Linked DNA regions of Homo sapiens: region 2 is linked to region 1. Evidence: chromatin loops called from intact Hi-C (ENCODE). Cell type or tissue: ascending aorta. All regions are shown on one strand. Links, peaks and the distances in the headings refer to the core of each region. The heading gives the core; the rest is flanking DNA. Region 1 has its middle 44 kb from the start of HAPSTR1. Region 2 holds the start of USP7 (ubiquitin specific peptidase 7).

Region 1 (2,907 bases), core at 308-2,807:
TCCATGTTGGCCAGGCCGGTATCAAACTCCTGACCTCAGGTGACCTGCCCGCCTCGGCCTCCCAAAGTGCTGGGATTACAGGCATGAGCCACCATGCCCAGCCTGACCCTGTCTCAAAAAAAAAAAAAAAAAAGATGCTCGAGAAAATGCTAAGTGCCAAGTGAAATGTCAAATGACACATCTCTTTCCCACCTCCCCCATCAGAGGAGCTGTAAGTGACAGCGCTATCCAGTGTTGGCTAGAGCATGGGGATTGGCCACACACAGAAGATCAAGTGTAAATGGAAGCATCCTTTTGGAAAGTCAATCTGACAATATTTCTCGAAGATTTAACTCCTTACTTCTAGAAATCCCTAGAAATCAATGCACGGGTGCCCAAGGATGTATGTGCAAGTGACAATTGACAAAGGATTATTTGTGAAAATGAAACAGTGGAAACCCCCTAACAGTTCATCTTTGCACTATAGAATGCCACATAGGACTGCACCACCATTAAATGCAGAGAAACATGGAGAGACATAAGGTGCTCTCCAAGATTTATTAAATACAAAAAGCAAAATGCAAAATATGCACAAGGTATGACCCCATTTTTGGAAAAAAGAGAATATTCGAGAGACAATAGAATGCAATGGTTGTGAACAGACTCTGGAACCAGGCTGCCTGGGTTTCAATCCCAGCTCTTTTTCTCTGAAGCTGTGTGACTTTGGGGAAGTTACTTTACCTCTCTGGGCCTGAGTTTTCTCCTCTGTAAAGTAGAGCTAATAATAGAGTTTGCCTCATGGGGTTTTGTGAAGACTAAATAAATGAATCCATGTAAAGTGTTTAGAGCAGGGCCTGATATGTATCAAAATGCCCAACTAGTGTTAGCTATTAGCCCTGTGCACATATATACATAAATGGAGAGACAGAAAGAGAGAGAGAGAGATTGTAAGGATGTGCTCCAAACTGTAGATAGTGGAAGCTCGTGAAAAGGGACTCCACATTTTGCTAAAATCCAGATTGCTAAAATCTTTCACAATAAACATAGATTCATGTATTACTTGGGTGATATTTTTAATACTCTCCACTTCCAAATCCCCAACCATGATGTCAGTTAACATTTTTCCTTCTGTGGAATATTCTCATTCTGTGTGAGACAGGGCAGAGTCTAGCATGATCATTGTGCAGCTGGAGAAAGGTAAGCTGCTGGAGGTTAAGCCATTTGTCCACCTTCAGCCTTAGACCCCCTGGTCAGCCTGGCCTGGCACACAGAACCTTGTTTTCCCCCAACTCCACTCCATCCCATCTCTACCATGGGGTTCAGTCCTCAGTTGCCTTTATGACTTTAAAGTGTGTTTCTTCCTTCTTTAGGCTGTGCAAAGAGCTCTCACTCAAAATGTCTCACGCCTTTCTCTTGCCAACCCTAGCAAGTAGACAATATTATGACCTCATTTTTCAGATGAGGACACTGAGGCACAGAGTTGTATAGTAGTGTGCCTACGGTCACACAGCTAATAAGGGGCAGAGCTGGGCTTCAAAGTCACTTCTTTCTGATGTCAAGGCTTGTGTTCTTTCAAAATTTAATCAGTCATATATGCCCACAGTTCTTTCAAAATTTAAATAAGTCAGGTGTGCACACAGTTACTGCAGGTGCCCATCCATCCAAGAAAACCTCCTAGCAGGAAGCCCCTGCAAGGCAGGAGCCTCTCTGCTGCCAGTGCTGTGATCTTGCAACAGTCTTGGAGTCTTGCCTCCAGATCTGCAGGGCTCTCTGGGGAGTGCTGGCCTGGACCCACATCCAAGCTTGTGTCTGGGTCAGACTGTCCCAGCCAATAGGGCAGTCTGGAAGGTCAAATAAGAAGGGAGCCAGGGACTATGTTGAGCGCCTGGCCGCTCTCCCAGCAACAAGCTCTGGGAGAGCAAGAGCCGGAGGTCTGAATGAGTCAGCATAGTGGGAAGTGGAAATGATGACTCAGCTCTGGGCCCTGATTTTCCTCTTCTTTGTCTAAGAGATGAGTCATCGCCTTTATGCCTTTAATTTTCAGACTTCAAACTCATCCCAGCAATGTAGAGGAAGCTGATGAGGGAAAGCTCCCTGCAGCGTGGGCTGTGCCCCCAGGAGCCCCTGAGTTTAAATTCAGTCTCTGCTACTTACTAATCACAGGATGTTGGCAAATCGCTGAGCCTGCATCCCCCCATCTGTCAAATGGGGGTGCTAAGGCCTACCTGGCAAGATTCCTTCATCTGATCAGTGCCAGGCGCTGGGGAGATGATAGTAAATGACACAGACAAAATTCCTGCCCCCACAAAGCTTACATTCTGGCGAGGAAAGACAATAATGAACAAATCTATATGTACAACGTAAGGCCAGCTGGTGGGGAGCATGGTGAAGAAAAATTAAACGGGTGAGGTGTAGAAGTAAGAGGAGGTAAGAGGATTGAATGAGAAAGTCCCTCTAGAGAGTCTGGCACAGGGCCTTACACAGGCTAGGGCTTCAATAAATAAGCACAAATTGTCCTCTTTGTGGTTTAGGAATTAAAGGGCACATGGCTGTTAGGACTGAACAGACCTCCGCTCCCTGGAGGAGATGCAAGGTGGATGATCCCACAATGAGTTCCAGCACTGGGCCAAGGATTCCAGGTCCAGGGCAGTGAGAAAAAAGACACTCAGCTTTTATATATGTGTGTGTGTGTATATATATATATATATATAATATGTATACATATTATATATATATATAAAATATGTGTGCGTGTGTGTATATATATATAGAATGGGTGCATTATATATACAATACACATATATAATATATATCATATGTATACATCTCTTATACATATGATATATCATATGTATAATATGTGTGTGTGTGTGTATATATATAGAATGGGCGCAGTGGCTCATGCATGCCTGCAATCCCAGCCCTTTG
Region 2 (2,907 bases), core at 1-2,500, 83 kb before region 1:
GGGGCCGGGGCTGCGAGCCCGGCGGGCGGGCGGCGGCGAGCCGGGGCGGCGGCGGCGGCGGCGGCGGCGGGGCGGCCTCCTCCTCCTCCTCCCGCGCGTCGTCGGCGACGGCGGCCCCGGGGCGGCCCGCGGCGGGCGGCGGCGGCGGCAGGGAGACGCGCACGTACTTGCTCGCGATTCGCCCAATCTCGGCGCCGAGGCGGGCGGGCGGCCGGCGGGCCGGGCCGGGCGGCCTCGTCGCTCGCTGCGGCCGCCGCCGCCGCCGCCGCGGGGCCCGCCTCCCGCCGCCGGGGCCGGGGCCGGGGCTGCGGGGCCGCGGGCCGGCCGGGGGCGGAGGGCGGCCGGTCGGGGGCCGCGGAGTCAGCCCCGCCTCGGGCCGGGCGCGGCGGACGGGAGGCCTGGCCGGCCGCGGCGGGCCTGCGGGCCCTGGGGCCGGCGGGAGCGGCGGAGCGGGCGGGCGACGGGCCGGCCGCGTTCCGAGAGCCGCGGCCTCCGCCTCCTCGGCGTCGTCGTCGGGGCTCCGGCAGCGGACGCGGCGCCCGGCAGCTCGGCTCGGCTCGCTCTCAAAATGGCGGCGGCGTGAAATGTCACATCCGCATGGGGGGCCGCGGAGCGAGCGAGCGAGCGAGGAGAGCAAGCGGGCGGGCGCCGAGCCGGAGGGCGGAGCGGGAGCGCAGGGCGGAGCACGGGAGGCGGAGCAGGGAGCGACCCGCCTGCCGCCGCCGCCGAGGCCCGCCTGCCCCGCAGCGCCGCGCCCCGGCACCGCCTGCGCCGCAGCCCCGCGGCGGACCCTCGGCGCTCCCTGCCCCCGGGCCCTGGGGGCCGAGGCGGGCCGCCCGGTGACTTAGCCCTGCGGAGGTGAACCGGAATCCTTCCCATCCTGGGGAGCCGGACACCCCGAAAGACCCAGGAGCGGCAATGAGGAGGGGCCCAGAAGCCACCCGGCAGCCGGGGTTCAGGTCCCAGCCTAGCGCGCCGGGGCGAGCGCTGGAGGTTGCCCGGGGACTGCTCGGGATAGGGCCCGGAAGGGAGCTTGGGGTCAGCGCCTAGAAGTTCCTGTTATTGTCGTTACTTACCCTTGCCCGCTGACGTGCACTTTTTCACCCAGTATCTACCGTGGAAGAATTTATTTTCTCACTGTCAGCCTAATCTGGCAAAGTTTGGCTCCTCAAGAGCAACCCCAGGCGGGGCGCAGCTGCTCACACCTGTGATCCCAGCACTTTGGGAGGCCGAGGTGGGAGAATCACTTGAGGCCAAGAGTAAGAGACCACCCTCTCTACAAAGGTTTTGGGTTTTGTTTTTATATTTTTGAAATGTATTTTTAATTAGCCGGGTGTTGTGCCTCCTGCCTGTAGTGACAGCTACTTGGGAGGCTGAGGCTGGAGGTTCGCTTGGGAGGTTGACTGAGGCTGCAGTGATCAAAGATGGCGCCACTGCACTCCAGCCTGGGCAACAGAATGAGACCCTGTCTCAACTAATAGTGATAATAAAATAATAATATAAAAATAAAACAAGCCCACTACCCTTCACATTTGGTATTAATTTACTTCCTTCCTATCAACCCAGTCTGGGATCATTCACCCGGGGCCTCCCTATTCCAGGAGACATTTGGTGAATATATCTCCTGTCCTGTCTCATTCAGTCATTGACAGACTGATGATTAGGGTCTCAACTTTTCCAGTTAATCAAGGCAGTGTGGGTCAATAAAAATGGAGCAAACCGATATACATTTCTACACATCTCAGGGGAGAATAGAATTTCACCCTAACAAGGCCAGAAGATTGTGGTACCTGTCTTCTCTCCATCTCCCTATACCCGCTTTCCCTGCATTTTTCTCCCATTTATGTACTGTTCATCTCCCTTCCCCCCGAAAGAATGTTTTGCTCACTGTTGTATCACAAATGCCTGGGATACACAGCAAGTGCTCAATAAAAATTGGTTGGGCCAGGTCGGCGCGGTGGCTCACACCTGTAATCCCAGCACTTTGGGAGGCCAAGGCGGGCGGATCACTTGAGGTCGGGAGTTTGAGACCAGCCTGACCAACATGGAGAAACCCCGTCTCTACTTAAAGTACAAAATTAGCCGGGCGTGGTGGCGCATGCCTGTAATCCCAGCTACTCAGGAGGCCGAGGCAGGAGAATCACTTGAACCCGGGAGGTGGAGGGTGCGGTGCGGTGAGCTGACATCGCGCCATTGCACTCTAGCCTAGGCAACGAGCGAAACTCTATCTCAAAAAAAAAAAAAAAATTGGTTGGGCCAGGCACGGTGGCTCACGCCTGTAATCTCAGCACGTTGGGAGGCCGAGGTGGGCGGATCACCTGAGGTCAGGAATTCGAGACTAGCCTGGCCAACATGGTGAAACCTCATGTCTACTAAAAATACATACAAAAAACTTAGCCGGGCATGGTGGCATACGCTGGTAATCCTAGCTACTCAGGAGGCTGAGGCAGGAGAATTGCTTGAAGCCAGGAGGTGGAGGCTGCAGTCAGCTAATCACACCCCTGCACTCCAGCCTGGGCAATAGAGGGAGATTCCATCTAAAATAAATAAATACATAAATAAATATTGGTTGAATGGGCCAGGCACAGTGGCTTACACCCCTTATGCCAGCACTTTGGGAGATTGAGGCGGGAGGATCAATCACTTGAGCCCAGGAGTTGGAGACCAGCCTGGGCAACATAGGGAAACCCGATCTCAATCAGCCAATCAATTAATCAATCATTAGTCAACTGGTTGAATGAACATATGATTCAAGCGTGACTGGATCCCCCTCACCAGCATTTCGTACGCTTGAAGGTTTTTCACCAGTATATTTCCTGCCAGACCACAGAGGTGAGCAGGGGAGAGCCCAGTCACTTCAAAGGAATCCCTTGGGTCACCCCCAGAATCTGAAGAAGAGGTATTGTT

Evidence for each region. Hi-C counts contacts between places; a loop is a spot of excess contacts. Peaks named below come from ENCODE experiments on the same cell type or tissue, not always from the same donor. Only the 100,000 strongest peaks of a DNase experiment are listed, where the experiment ranks them.
Region 2: a loop joins it to region 1, with 3 times the contacts of the local background. A loop is called at or near these places in 7 of 110 quality-filtered maps.

What each region holds. Positions count from the first base shown.
Region 1 is chr16:9,046,028-9,048,934 of GRCh38, forward strand. No RefSeq gene overlaps it. Among named protein-coding and RNA genes, the nearest start is that of HAPSTR1, 44 kb to the right of the region's middle. RefSeq lists enhancers at 1,133-2,332, 1,629-1,728, 1,785-2,079. In ascending aorta, for the core only: no CTCF peak of the experiment used is centred there; a DNase peak (open chromatin) is centred at 1,834; H3K27ac peaks cover 1,883 bases.
Region 2 is chr16:8,963,318-8,966,224 of GRCh38, forward strand. It overlaps USP7 (ubiquitin specific peptidase 7), which reads right to left and starts at 589. Exons shown (of 31, transcript NM_003470.3): 1 at 1-589. The region is part of intron 1 of USP7-AS1 (USP7 antisense RNA 1); the gene reads left to right. RefSeq lists silencers at 692-1,051, 2,735-2,907 and enhancers at 2,193-2,816, 2,817-2,907. In ascending aorta, for the core only: a CTCF peak has its summit at 1,144; a DNase peak (open chromatin) is centred at 614; H3K4me3 peaks cover 1,316 bases; H3K27ac peaks cover 1,043 bases.